3 separate regions of the Mus musculus genome follow, and regions 2 and 3 are each linked to region 1. A link is a contact called in ENCODE Hi-C or POLR2A ChIA-PET data. All regions are on one chromosome and are shown on one strand. Each heading gives the region's core, a stretch centred on a gene start or an enhancer-like site at or near the end of the contact. The rest is flanking DNA. Distances are from core to core; before and after follow the strand shown.

Region 1 (4,695 bases), core at 1,112-3,611:
GGCCTCAACACACTCACTTCATAGGGATGGTCCTCGCACCATCTTCTTCCTGTTCTTTGGGCAGGGTGAACAGTCTCAGGGCCCACACTGAAAGAACAGCCAGGGCAGCAATTCTGGTCTGTATGCTGGAGCCTCTGGGGAGTTTTCCAGGCAGGTCCTTGTCCGTGAGAGTACAGTCCTGCCCAATAGCCCTTCTCCTCCCTTGCTGTAAATAATGTGTCATCATGGACTCCATCAGGGCCGGAGGGACATATATAATCAAATGAAACTCTCTGGAGATGCCATCTCTGTCTCCCTGGGTGCCAGCACCCTGCTACCATGTGCACCGGGTGGCACTGGAGAGCCATAGAAGTCATGAGATACTGTATGTGTAAGCACATGTACATGAGTGTGTGTGTGTGTGTGTGTGTGTGTGTATGTATGTATGTATGTGTGAGTGTGTGTGTGTGTTTGTGCGTGTGTGCACGAGTCTCATTCAGCCTCTGGGGTCAAATCAATTCCTCTCAAGTGTGGTACCCTAGAGAGTGGTGGCCATCTACATTTTCTCCCTCTAGCTTCTATGTCTTGTTTTTGCTTTCCCTCCCCTCCTCCTCCCCTCTCTCTCCTTCTCTCTGTGAGGGGGGAGAGTGCTGTACAAAGTCAAACAAACAAGTTTACATTGTAAGTGCAATGACCCGAGTCCTCCACATGACCTTGTGAATTGTGTGCCGTCCTCCTGTGCTCTGTGAGAACTCGTGGTACTTCAGTGTCCCTCCCCTGTACTGTGACAAGGTATTTCTGTGGTATCAGAATAAAAGGACTTGATATAAACAACCTTCAGACAGTCTCGGGGTGATTTCTGAAGTGGGAACACTTAGCCAAACAGGTAGATGCCAACGTTTGTGACAGTATTCTCCACGATTAAAGAAAAAAATGAGAAAGAGCAAAATTTCAGAAATGTTGGCACAATTGAGGCGGAGTCAACACCAAGCCATTCAAACATGACCCTCCAGGAAGGTGCAAAGGCTTGTCCTAAGCCACCAGACAGTTTTCAGGATCCTGGTTCCCAGGAGCTAGATGGGCAAGTGCTGCCCCCTGGTGCTATCAAACAAGCTTTACATCTGCCTACCTTGTTCGAAACTCCCCCCCCCCCCCCAGTCCCCCATGGCTGAGACTTTAATCCTTAGTATAGTCAAGAATAGTTCAAGCTGGATATCATAGCCCACACATTTAATCCCAGCTCTTGGGAGACAGAGATAGGTGGGTCTCTGTGAGTTTGAGGCCAGAACTACGTAGAGAAACTAAACAAATATAAGTTAAGCAGCACTAGAAAATAAGAAACAGAGATTAAAGAGTATCAATTTTGCCTCAAGTAAGAAAGAAAGCACTCATTCAAGGGGGCCCATAGCTGGTCTAAAAGACCAGCCACTCTCAAGCTATATGGAGGAGGGGGAGATACCTACTGTTGCCCAACCACTCTTGCTCTCTGCTGTCACCTAAGTCAACCTAGTCCTGTGTCGTGTGCAGGAGACTGTCTGCCTAGGCTCTTCTTTCCACAGCACGCTCGCTGCTCTTAGGTGAAGTCTGACCCTCCACATCGGCCCTTGGAGTAGGTTGAGACCCAGTCGGCTCACGATCCGCAGCAAGGAGCTTCTGAGAAGGGCGGGTTAAGGCTGTGGCAACAGATAGCTTTAGGGGCAAGTCTGGTGATTGATAAGCCAGGGTAGCACCCAGAGAGTTCAGCACCGCCCTTTGCCCGGCGCCCCAGGGCTCCACCCGGGAACCTAAGTTTCCCACTCCTAATCGCCTGGCTTGCAGTAGATGGGGAGAGCGCTGAAAGAGATCCCTGCGACTGAGGCGCCCCGCAACATTCCGCTTTCACAGACCCGCTAGTCTCTGTATTCGGTTCCCACCCGTCCCCGCCCCCGCCCCCGCCCCCTCATCCTTAAGGATCATTAGTGTTCCTCCGAAGCCCCACCCTTCGAACGCTCAGGGCTTTCTCTCTGATCCCGCAGCTTTCAGCTCACAGTCGGCTGGAGTCCAATCCTACTTCCTTCACTCCTCCCAGACCTGCCCTGTCTCTGAACACCGGCTCTGTATTCTGCTGCTATACGTCCGCCCTCACTCCTCGGAGCCTCCCCTCTCTAAAAATCCCAGGACTCGACTCCCTGATTCTGCCTCCCACTTGCCTAGTCTTCGACTGAATTTTTGTTTCCCGCTCCTCCCCTCCGGGCGGCTCCTTCGTAGGCCCCGCCTTCTTACTATCCAGGCCCCGCCCCCTGCCGACTGGCCGGAGCTTATACAGGGCCCTGCGGGTCCCAGGTCGCCACTGAGTGTAGCGGAAACTGGGGACCGCCTTAGGCCCCGCCCCCGGAGCTTCACTTCCGGGACTTAGCTGCTACCGAAAGACCGACTATGGAGCGTCAGGTGAGGGCTCGGCCCGTGGCCCCCGTGGCCTCCGTAGCCCGGGCTGAGCCTGACCCTGGTGTGTCCCCTGCGCAGGTGCTGCTGAGTGAGCCCCAGGAGGCGGCAGCGCTGTACCGGGGCCTTAGCCGCCAGCCTTCGCTGAGCGCCGCCTGCCTGGGCCCGGAGGTCACCACGCAGTATGGGGGCCTCTATCGGACTGTGCACACTGGTGTGTAGACCGAGGGAACTGGGTGGCGACGGGCCGTGCATCCAGGTGGAGAGATGGGGACTGTGGAGGGCACGCTGCTTGACACGGGTTTGGGGAGGAAACCCAACTGTAGTTCCTGCGCACAGGTGTTTTGGGGGCTGCACTAGCCTTACTGATAAATAATTCCGTAAATGAGTTGAAGGTGTGGGAGTAAAATTCAGACCTGAGTGCAAGGTGTGGGCCTCGCAGGACTCTCCGGCCCTTACATTCTACAACCCAACAACAGCTATGTTGCCCTTAAAATTCTGTGGTTGGTAGTGGGTTCTCTCTGACCGTCAGCTCAGGCTCTGGGAGCCTAGGCTTAGGTTATATTAAGTGAAGTGTTGTCCAGGCTATACTCAGGCTGTCCGGAGACAGACTGGGAAAGATAGGCCTTGATTGGTGGGCAGTGGTCCAAACTGGCCCAGACAAGTTGAGCAGCCCCCTGCCTCCCTTGCAGAGTGGACTCAGAGGGACTTGGATCGAATGGAGAACATCCGATTCTGCCGCCAGTACCTAGTGTTCCATGATGGAGACTCGGTGGTGTTTGCCGGGCCTGCGGGCAACAGTGTGGAAACCCGGGGGGAGTAAGTGTGACAGGAGCAGTCTGTAGACAAGACCGCAGCCACCTGCCTTGCTAGCCTTTCATAAATGTCGCCATGTGTCCTTAGGGTGTTGTGCTCTGTGCCTATCCCCTTCAGGGACAACTTTGGGTGGCTTCAGGGGAGCAAAGAGCAAGGTGCCTGACCCCTGAGAGCTTGTCTGGTCTCTGGAGACATGGCCTGATAAATACTAGGAGCTTCTTCTAAACTAGGGCCTAGGTCCCTAGGACTCTGGAGACAGTCGAGTCAGTAACCTAAGGAAGAGAAAAAAGGCCAGCCAGCTTGAGGCTGGGAGTGCTTCATGGGCTGGTATGATTTCAGAGTCCCAGTTAGCTGGGAGATAGCCTCCTGTGCGGCCAATTCTGATTTTATAACGCCAGACCTAAAAGGGCTTATAAAGAAAGGAGAGAGAGACAGACAGACAGACAGAGACAGAGACTCAGCTAAGAGGTTGTGACCAGTAAGGGGGCCAGCACAAGGCTGTTGGGGGGGACGACTTGGCACCTTCCTGACCTGCAACCCCTGTTCTCAGGCTGCTGAGCAGAGAGTCTCCTTCAGGCACCATGAAAGCAGTGCTGCGCAAGGCTGGAGGTGCAGTCTCGGGAGAGGAAAAACAGTTCTTGGAGGTGAGTTTGCAAGGATGAGGTGGCAGCCAGCCGGTCACTTAGTGCCACAAGTGAAGCCCTGTGGAGGGGCAAGCAGCCTGATGCCCAGGTATCTTCAGGTCTGGGAGAAGAACCGCAAGCTCAAGAGTTTCAACCTGTCTGCACTGGAGAAGCATGGGCCTGTGTATGAAGATGGTGAGGCGCCTGGCTGGTAAGCAGGAGGGGTGGGCAGAAGGGGCAGCTATAGCATTGGGCTCCCCCTAACCGTCCCTCCCTGCATGCAGACTGCTTTGGCTGCCTCTCCTGGTCACACTCAGAGACGCACTTGTTGTATGTGGCGGAGAAGAAGCGTCCCAAAGCTGAGTCCTTCTTTCAAACCAAAGCCTTGGACGTCAGTGCCAGTGATGAGGAGATGGCCAGGCCGAAGAAGCCAGACCAGGCCATCAAGGTGCTTGTGGTGTGGCCGGGCCACACAGGCCCTGCCGGGCAGCCCTGCCCTACATCCGGTGGACCTGGGAGGCCCTAGTGTCTAGGAGGCAGGTCAGGGTTCTGTAGGCACCCTGGGCATTGAGTGTCCTCTGTTCTCAGGGGGACCAGTTTGTATTTTATGAAGACTGGGGAGAAACTATGGTTTCCAAAAGCATCCCTGTGCTCTGCGTGCTGGATATCGAGAGTGGTAACATCTCCGTGCTTGAGGGCGTCCCTGAAAATGTGTCCCCTGGTCAGGTCAGCAGCAACATGGCCTTTGCCCCTTCTGGAGTCGGGGTCCCCTGCTTGAGCGATTACGTCTTGCTCATACCTACTTTGTGGTTTTGTTTGCAGGCTTTCTGGGCCCCTGGAGACACGGGTGTGGTGT
Region 2 (4,695 bases), core at 1,404-3,903, 41 kb after region 1:
CAGGGGCCTAAATCCCCAAACTTGGAAGATGTGCTATTCTCTGATGGCCAGGGCCATCCTGCTGGATCAAGAGCTGAGCACACAAGGGGATCCATCTGGGAAGGCCCAGCGATGATCATGTACCACTTTTATTACAAAATGTCATAGCAGTCAGACAGCACAGTGCTGCCAGCTCATCATTGGGCAGGCACTGACCGTCTTCCACACCCACCCCAGTGGGTGTGCAGGGCGCATGCCCTGAGGGCTCTGTTTAGCCATTAGGTTGAGATGAGTGCCAGCTCTTGAGAGGCCTCCTGCTCTCCAAAGACAAGAGTCCCAGGTTAGTCACCTATCTATGCTTTTTCCTGCTGGGTTGTGAGCCTTAGGGATTGGGTCTGCCTGTAGCTGAAGACAGCAGGGCTACTCTGTAGGAGGGTCCTGTAGGTGTGTATGCCCACCAGACTCCACAGGAGTTGCAAAGCTTTCAGGAGGCTGGGTGGCAGCAGACTGGGTCCTCTTTCAGTACAGGGAAGGCTCATTTCCTCCTTCCATCTCAGAGTGGAAGCTGGATCTTCTGAGCTGCCAGTTCCCTCCGGGCAGGGAGGGGAAGTGTGGTATGCTTGACTCTTCTATACCACACCCTGACATCTGCATTAACTCCTGGGGGTGGTCCCCAGACTCTGATGCCAGGGCTTTTATCAGATTGGCTTAGTCTGTAATGTTAATGGGACATTTGGTCACTCTGTGGTCCTAGGGGAAGCAGGCTCTAGTAGTCTGAGACCTTGTCCTGAGCTAGTGTTAGAACTGTTACAGTAGGATCAAGGCTCACATGCAGTTGTGGGACCAGGCACAGCACGCCCCACCAGCAGGTCAGTTCTTTAGACTGCAGCAGCAAGCAGGGCAAGCAGCAGGAGATCTCAGGCAGTCTAGCTCATCACGAGACCCTCTGAGCCCGTGGAACTGGCTGATTCAGAGCCAGCCTTGAGTTGCAAGCCCATGGGGTTGCACAGATCGAAGTCTTCAGCTACTGCGAGCTGCACACGGCCATTGAGGCCCTTCTTGCCCGGCTCCAGGAAGACCACATGCTTGTGGACACTGGCCTTGCGGCTGGGTGCATCTGGTGGCGTAGTGCTAAGCATGGAGGACTGTGCGCTCAGCTCCTGGAGTGGACTGGATGCCCGGGGCCAGCAACGGTTGCGGCAGGCCCGCTGACAGCAGTGACAGCAGCCACGACAGGGTGGTGCAAACAAGTAGAGCAACACCAGCACCAGGCCCACAATACAGCCCAGCAGGGTGGTAAAGCCTGTGTTGAAAGTCTCTGGCTCGGGGCGAGCCTTTTGCACACTCACATTGTACTCAAGTGTCTGGTTGTGGTGCAGGCGGGGCCCACTGGCCAGGCACACAAAGACGCCTGCGTGCTGCTCTTGCACCCTGCCTATGGCTAAGCTGCCATCAGCCAACACAGCGATGCTACCATCCTGAGAGGCTGGCGCCACAAGCAGCTCATTCTTCGGGGAGACCCAGGCCACCCGAGTGGCAGGCACACTGGTGTTGCAGAAGAGCCTCAGGGACTGGCCCACCTGCGCGTGCAGCTGCTCTTCAGGCAGCTCTAAGCCTGGAGCTGCAGCCACAGAGCAGTTCTTGAAGACCCGGCTGTGCTCAAAAAAGCGCACTCGGGACTCTGACACCTTAAAGACCAAGCATGTGTACTCGCGTTCAAAATCATGCAGGGCACTCAGGCCCCGCTGGTGCCAGCGCCGGAGCAGGTGGTAGAGGCTGCAGTCACAGGGCAGCGGGTTGTTGTGCAGGTAGAGCCTGTTCTTGAGATAAGTTGGCAGTGCAGCCAACTCAGGGATGGAGATATGTTTCAGCCAGTTGGAGGAGAGGTCCAGAGTCCGCAGGCGGGTTAACCCCAGACCGTGCAAGTGGTTGAAAGAGAAAGAGGAGAGCTCGTTGCAGCTGAGATAGAGGTGGCTAAGCATGCGCAGGCCCTGGAAGGCATCCAGGTCCAAGTGCATCAGGCTGTTATTGAACAGAAGTAACTTCTCCAGCTCCTCCAGGCCATCCAGGTCATGGGTATGGAGCATCCTTAACATATTAGAGGACAGGTCAAGTGTCCTCAGGCCACTGGCATTGGTGAACGCACCATGGCCCAGGACTTCCAGCTTATTATAGCCTAGGTGCAAGGCACGCAGCCGGGAGAGGGGCGCTAACCACCCCGGGTGCAGGCGTTTGAGTGCGTTGTGGCTCAAATCGAGTTCTGCAGCAGTGGTAGGCAGTGCTACCGGCAAGTCCTGTAACCCACGGCCCGCACAGCTCAACACATCGGCAGCACAGATGCATATATCGGGGCAGTTGTGGGGAGCAGGAGGCAGAACATCCTCCAAGTCTGAAGTGCCCAATCCAGCACCCAACATGCATAGTAGTATACCTGATAGCACTAGCCAGGCCATGCCAGTGACTACCAGGGAAGATATGGGGACAGCTCAGTGCAGGTCAACAGCTCCAAGACTCACCTACTTCTGCACAGGCTTGCGGATTGTGGTTCCCTATGGCCCATGGCTCGAGAGGCACAACGCTGGCTCCCCCTGCCCAGCCGGCTTCTCCTGCTCTTCTGGTCTGGGTTGTGAGGTGGGGCCCGCAGCCCTTCTTCTAGCTTCTCCAAGAGCTTTCTGACTGGATTCTAAGTACTAGCTAGGAAATGACCGCTCAGGGGCGGGGACCTAAGTTCCCATTGGCTCCTGCTGTTAAGGGGCGGAGCAGCCACATCTCTTGGCACTTAAAAAGCCAGTGTGGCCACCAGAGGGCCCCAGTGTCCCAGTCTGCTTGGCTGGAAGCCTGACTTCCCTCTTGAAGAGCAAAAGGACTTAGGGGAGAATGCCTTCAGCCCTCAGAGGATTGGTGTGTAATGGGGTAGGTGGAGTCCTTGCTGCTCTCTTAGATTTACTTATGTCTGTGTATGTGAGCATTCGTGCAGACGTCGGACGACGACTTGTGAGGTTCTGGGGATCAGACCCAAGTTACCATAGCTGGTAGCAAGCACCTTTTTATCAATAGCACCCTTCTCTTTAAACTGGTATTCAGGTCATGTGGGACCAAACACCTGGGAGGGTTGGTAAGTAATAGGGGGGAGAGTGGAGGCATAATAATGAGCGAGGCCTCTGGATATTCATCTGTCCCACGTGGAGAAAATGTTCACACAGGCTCAAAGCCTTCCTACGACCTATGCACCCTCCCCTACCTAGGACAGAGCAAGCCACCTCTGTGCTCCTGGCTGATCCCTGCTTCCAGCTTCGTTCCATATGCTATCTCCTGGGGCAGCCAGAGCCCCTAGCACCTGGCACTACCTTGCCTGCCCCTGACCGGAAACGCTTCTCTCTACAGAGTTGTAAGTGAACCAGCGGGTGGGTCAGGTCAGGGAAGAGTTTCAGGATCCTCAATAGCAAATTCCCTGCCTGGGAGTATTCAAGAGGCACTGAGTTCTCAGACGACAGGGGCCCTGATGCTACCTACTACTGATGCAGATACAGATTATATCAGCGCTGAGGAGCTGGCCCAGGTGGAACAGATGCTGGCTCACCTGACCGCTGCATCTGCCCAGGCGGCCGCCGCCTCCCTGGTGAGTGTGGCATAACAGAGGCCGTTTTACTAATCTGTAAACACCAGGACAGGGGTAAGGATCCCAGCCCAACTCCTCCACTCTGCCCTGTAGCCCACCAATGAAGAGGACCTCTGCCCAATCTGCTACGCCCACCCCATCTCTGCTGTGTTCCAGCCTTGTGGTCACAAATCCTGCAAGTAAGTGGGCCCCATGGACTTGGGGAGGCAAATTAGGACGCACGAGGTAGCACTCCTTCCCTCCCCTCTTGTAGAGCCTGCATCAACCAGCACCTGATGAACAACAAGGACTGCTTCTTCTGCAAAGCCACCATTGTATCTGTAGAGGACTGGGACAAGGCAGCCAACACAAGCGCCATGTCCTCAGCTGCCTAGGCCATCCTGGAAGCTCCGCCATCAGCCGCAGACCGGGCCCTGTTTACCCATCACCCTCACTCTTACCACTTCCACCCACCCATCTGCCTGTGTGTAGCCTCGCTGGTGGGAGCCTGAGCTTGACTTCCAGTCCAGGCTACAGTGAGCATTAAATTATTATTCCAAACAGCCCTGGGCCCGCTCTTCTTGAGGGAGTGGGGGCTTGTGGGTTACACCCAGCAGGGTCCTGTCCATGTCTGTCCCCACCAGAAGGCAGAAGTCCGACAGCTTCAGAGTCATCCACTCCTCCCTAGACAAATGGCACCAAGTCCAGGGCCTCGTGAAGCATTGAGTCCTACCCTGCTGATGGCAAAGTGGATGCTTGGCCAGCCCTCCATATCCTTCACATGATAATACGAGGTTCTGGTACTGACTCCCCGATAGACTTGTGGGGCAGCACGCTGGCTCCATTGAGGTACAGTTCATCATTAACTATGACATCTTCACCCAGCACTGTTACATTCTCCATGCGCACCTGGAGGTGGGGGATAAGCCTTGTTAATGGGGCACACATATTCCCCTGCTCCTGTGCCTGCCCAGCCCAGCTCATAGACTTACCCATTGGCCCACACGGCAGCGCCAGCCCACGATGCATGACTCAAGCCAGGAATGGGAGCGGATGTGAGCATCACGAAGCACTGTGCATCGCCGGATGCACACACCATCCTCCACCACCACACCAGG
Region 3 (4,695 bases), core at 981-3,480, 39 kb before region 1:
ACTCTGCCAAAAGACCATGTAGAGGGTTTCATTTTGGCATCAGTTCTGTTTTTACCACACATAAGAAACCCTTGCTCTGATATCACATTGGCAACCAGAGGCCAGAGACGCTAACATTCAGAGCCGGGGATGGGAAATGGGGAAGTGCTTCTCCTTGTCTTCTCTTCTCTCTTTCTTTCTCTTCTTCTTCTTCTTCTTCTTCTTCTTCTTCTTCTTCTTCTTCTCCTTCTTCTCCTTCTCCTTCTCCTTCTCCTTCTCCTTCTCCTTCTCCTTCTCCTTTTCCTTCTTCTCCTCCTCCTCCTTCTTCTCCTCCTTCTCCTCCTCTTCCTCCTCCTCTGTTCTTCTCCTACCAGGGGTGTGAGGGCTGCTAGCCCAAACCCAGACAGGGTTTCTCTGTTTTACCCTGGCTGGCCCAGAGATAGATTCACTTCAAACTCCACTTGAGAAAATTACCAGGCTGATGAGATGGCTCAGCAGGTAAAGCCACTTGATGCCAAGCCTGACAACTTGAGTTCAGCCCCCAGGAGCTGCATGGAGGAAGGGCAGAAATTGTTCTTTGATCTCCAAACACAAGCCATGACAACACACACACAAAGACACCACAGAGACAGACACACACATAGACACACATAAACACACATAAACACACACAGACACACACAAACACACACAGACAGACACAAATACAGACACAGACATACAGACAGACACACAGACAGACACACAGACAGATACACATACAGACACACATACATACACACACACATACACACAGAGAGACAGACAAACACACAGACACAGACAGACACACAGACACACATAAAGACACACACAGACACATACAGACACACATAGACAGACACACACATATACACATACACACAGACACATGCATACACACACACACACACACACACACACACACAGACACATAGACAGACACACATACACACAGACACACACACACACAGAGTAAACAAAGAAAACTGTTTGAAAATGTAAATAAAACACTAGAGGAAAGAGTATGGTCAGGACCTTATCTACTCCAGGCTTAGCCGTTGCTGAGGCAGAGGCAGAGGCAGAGGCAGAGAGGCAGAGAGGCAGAGAGGCAGAGAGGCAGAGAGGCAGAGAGGCAGAGAGGCAGAGAGGCAGAGAGGCAGAGAGGCAGAGAGGCAGAGAGGCAGAGAGGCAGAGAGAGAGGCAGAGAGAGAGGCAGAGAGAGAGGCAGAGAGAGAGGCAGAGAGAGAGGCAGAGAGAGAGGCAGAGAGGCAGAGAGAGAGGCAGAGAGGCAGAGAGGCAGAGAGGCAGAGAGGCAGAGAGGCAGAGAGGCAGAGAGGCAGAGAGGCAGAGAGGCAGAGAGGCAGAGAGGCAGAGAGGCAGAGAGGCAGAGAGGCAGAGAGGCAGAGAGGCAGAGAGGGAGGCAGAGAGGGAGAGAGGCAGAGAGGGAGAGAGGCAGAGAGGGAGAGAGGCAGAGAGGGAGAGAGGCAGAGAGGCAGAGAGGCAGAGAGAGAGGCAGAGAGGCAGAGAGAGAGGCAGAGAGGCAGAGAGAGAGGCAGAGAGGCAGAGAGAGAGGCAGAGAGGCAGAGAGAGAGGCAGAGAGGCAGAGAGAGAGGCAGAGAGGCAGAGAGAGAGGCAGAGAGGCAGAGAGAGAGGCAGAGAGGCAGAGAGAGAGGCAGAGAGGCAGAGAGGCAGAGAGAGAGGCAGAGAGGCAGAGAGGCAGAGAGGCAGGAGAGGCAGAGAGAGAGGCAGAGAGGCAGAGAGAGAGGCAGAGAGGCAGAGAGGCAGAGAGGCAGAGAGGCAGAGAGGCAGAGAGGCAGAGAGGCAGAGAGGCAGAGAGGCAGAGAGGCAGAGAGGCAGAGAGGCAGAGAGGCAGAGAGGCAGAGAGGCAGAGAGGCAGAGAGGCAGAGAGGCAGAGAGGCAGAGAGGCAGAGAGGCAGAGAGGCAGAGAGGCAGAGAGGCAGAGAGGCAGAGAGGCAGAGGCAGAGGCAGAGGCAGAGGCAGAGGCAGAGGCAGAGGCAGAGGCAGAGGCAGAGAGGCAGAGGCAGAGAGGCAGAGGCAGAGAGGCAGAGGCAGAGGCAGAGGCAGAGGCAGGCAGGCAGGTCTAACTTACTGCCCCCATCCTTAACCTCATGACAAGCCCTGGGCTTGGATGCTTACCGAAGGTGGGTTGTGCAAAGAAGGAAGGGAGCCAATGTAATGGTCTAAGCCTCTCCCTTTAATGTCTGCATCCCACTGCTTCCAGCAAAGGCCAGGACACCAGATGGCCTGGGGGTGGAGCTATGAGCAGCACAGAGTCCTCAGCCCTAGCCAGCAGCCTGTCCCCTTTCCTCTGCCCCATCCAGGCCACACTGCTGTTTGGGCCAGATTCAAATGAGGCACAGGTGTCCTAAAGGCATGGGATGAGGCCTCCTCCAGGAGGAGATGACTACAGTGCTTCCCTCTAACCCTAAATAAAGTGGAAGTGGACCTCCAGGCAGGCTGGGGCAGGAAAGGGATCTTAGCCACCATGTGCCTAGTCCTTAGGCCATTTGCCTTATAGAAGCCCCCCTGATTAAAAAATAACAGCAACAGCAAAACCATTCAGTCAACAGGGGAAAGTCCTCCAAGCTTCTAGGAGCTCTTAGGCAGCCAGCCCTGGTGTTAGAACGCGGCCCCAGGCTGCCTGTTTTCTGGAGACAGGGCCGACCTTAACTGTATCTGTAGGATGGAGAGCAGAGACACGGGAGAGACAAGAGTGCTGTTGCATGGGCTGTTTTGTGGCTGAGGCCATCAGGCATGGAGTGCTGGCACTGAAGAGCCTAGGCATCAACCAAACAGGAATGGGAAGGATCCAGAGCAGAACAATGCAGCTCACCACTAAATCATATATTGTTTTTTTTTAAAGATTTATTTATTTATTTATTTATTATATGTAAAGTACACTGTAGCTGTCTTCAGACGCACCAGAAGAGGGCATCGGATCTCATTACGGGTGGTTGTGAGCCACCATGTGGTTGCTGGGATTTGAACTTCCGACCTTCGGAAGAGCAGTCGGGTGCTCTTACCCACTGAGCCATCTCACCAGCCCTAAATCGTATATTGTTATATGTAAAGCCAAGTGAAACAGGACAGAGACAGTGGAGTAAAGACGGCCAAGAAAAGGGGGGATGAGATGGCTCAGTGGGTAAAGTTACTTGCTGCCAAACCTGATGGACCGAGTTCAACTCCCAGGACCTACAGGGTAGAAGAAAACTGGTTCTTGCAAAAGCTGTGATACATGCCCACACAGGCACACACAGACCCTCAAGTAGTCAGAGCAAACTTGCCAAAAAAAAAAAAAAAAAAAAAAAAAAAAAAAAAAAAAAAAAACCACACACACACACAACCAAGTTGGAGGGGACTGGAGTGATGGCTTTGTGGTTAAGAGCACTTGCTGCTCTTCCAGAGGACCAGGGTTCAGTTCTCAGTACTGGGATCGGGTGGCATAGCTGCCTGTAACTCCAGCTCCTGGAGATTCGATGCCCTCTTCTGCTCTCCACAAGTACTGTGCATGTGCACACACACATAAGAGTAAATAAAAAAAATTTCAAACAAGAAAAAGTGAGATCCTGACTCAAAAAGGTAAATAAACACAAAATCAAGCTAGGCACAGGATGCTCATCTTTAATCCCACCAGTCTCCAGGCAGAGGCAAGCAGATTTCTCAGTTCAAGACCAGCCTGGTCTACAAAGTTAGTGCCAGGACAGCCAGCGCTACCACAGAGAGAAACCCTATGTAAAAAGAGAAAAGGAAAGGAAAGGAAAGAAAGAAAGGAAAAGAAAAAACAAAATCAGAACAACAACAAAACCCCCAAATCTCCCAAATTTCACATATACATTTACATGATTATTATGTCTGTCTGTCTGTCTGCCTCTGTCTCTCTGTGTGTGTGTGTGTGTGTGTGTGTGTGTGTGTGTGTGTGTGTTTCTGGGATTCAACCCAGGGCCTAGGTAGTAGATACTAAGTATTTTGCTAATTAGTTACACTCCAAGCTCAAGATAAAATGATCTTTGTCAAGAAGTACAAGAACTTTGAATGGAGAAAGCCAAATGATGCTGGGAAGGTTGGGTCTCCACAAGCAGTAGAATAAAGCTGGACCCTTACAGCAGCCATACATAACCCTTAACCCAGAGTGAGCGAGACACTTACATATACAAGGTGACGCTGGAAAGCTCTTAAGAAGAAATACAGGACAAGCCCTTCCAACTTTGGACTTGCCTGTGGTTTCTTATCTTAGACACCAAAGGCACAGTCAATAGAGAGAAAGACAGATCAGACTGGATGAAAATTTAAGATGTTTGAGAGAAGGCTGGAGAGATGGGTCAGTGGTTAAGACTGCTCTTCCGAAGGTCCTGATTTCAATTCCCAGCAACCACATGGCGGCTCACAACCATCTGTAACGAGATCTGATGCCCTCTTCTGGAGTGTCTGAAGACAGCTACAATGTACTTTACATATAATAAATAAATAAATCTTTAAAAAAAAAAAAAAGGAAAAGATGTTTGAGAGAAAATAATTGCCAGACTTATACCTAGTAAGTAGTTGATATATCCAGAATATACAAGCAAACCCTACAATCCAACTAAAAGACACTAGGAGAGCAGTGGAGGAGCTCAGCTCTGTGACAGTAGCGTGTCCTTCTCAATACTGCATCATGGGAAAATATAAACCCACAGG

What was found. A loop is a pair of places that touch in the nucleus more often than their neighbours do. ChIA-PET counts read pairs that join two places held with the same protein, here RNA polymerase II (POLR2A).
Region 2: POLR2A ChIA-PET joins it to region 1 with 15 read pairs in embryonic stem cell. The contact joins the promoter of Amigo3 here to the promoter of Apeh in region 1. POLR2A ChIA-PET finds 5 or more read pairs at or near these places in 3 of 5 experiments (Patski and embryonic stem cell).
Region 3: a loop to region 1 is called in a map of heart, with 6 times the contacts of the local background. The contact joins the promoter of 4930447F24Rik here to the promoter of Apeh in region 1. A Hi-C loop is called at or near these places in 12 of 37 maps with a recorded cell type or tissue (T-helper 17 cell, T-helper 2 cell, adrenal gland and 4 more). POLR2A ChIA-PET finds 5 or more read pairs at or near these places in 4 of 5 experiments (Patski and embryonic stem cell).

Annotation. Positions count from the first base shown.
Region 1 is chr9:108,092,146-108,096,840 of GRCm38, reverse strand. It overlaps Apeh (acylpeptide hydrolase), which reads left to right and starts at 2,361. Exons shown (of 22, transcript NM_146226.2): 1 at 2,361-2,406; 2 at 2,482-2,614; 3 at 3,093-3,219; 4 at 3,767-3,860; 5 at 3,959-4,034; 6 at 4,124-4,287; 7 at 4,428-4,565; 8 at 4,662-4,695. The coding sequence starts at 2,395. Bsn (bassoon) reads left to right here. Exons shown (of 12, transcript NM_007567.2): 12 at 1-819.
Region 2 is chr9:108,051,117-108,055,811 of GRCm38, reverse strand. It overlaps Amigo3 (adhesion molecule with Ig like domain 3), which reads right to left and starts at 2,653. Exons shown (of 1, transcript NM_177275.4): 1 at 111-2,653. The coding sequence starts at 2,432. The coding sequence ends at 906. Gmppb (GDP-mannose pyrophosphorylase B) reads right to left here. Exons shown (of 9, transcript NM_177910.4): 8 at 4,570-4,695; 9 at 3,892-4,486. The coding sequence ends at 4,355. It overlaps Rnf123 (ring finger protein 123), which reads left to right. Exons shown (of 39, transcript NM_032543.2): 36 at 3,225-3,367; 37 at 3,504-3,598; 38 at 3,692-3,777; 39 at 3,852-4,140. The coding sequence ends at 3,972.
Region 3 is chr9:108,131,253-108,135,947 of GRCm38, reverse strand. It overlaps 4930447F24Rik (RIKEN cDNA 4930447F24 gene), which reads right to left and starts at 2,230. Exons shown (of 3, transcript NR_126078.1): 1 at 2,158-2,230. The region is part of intron 2 of Bsn (bassoon); the gene reads left to right.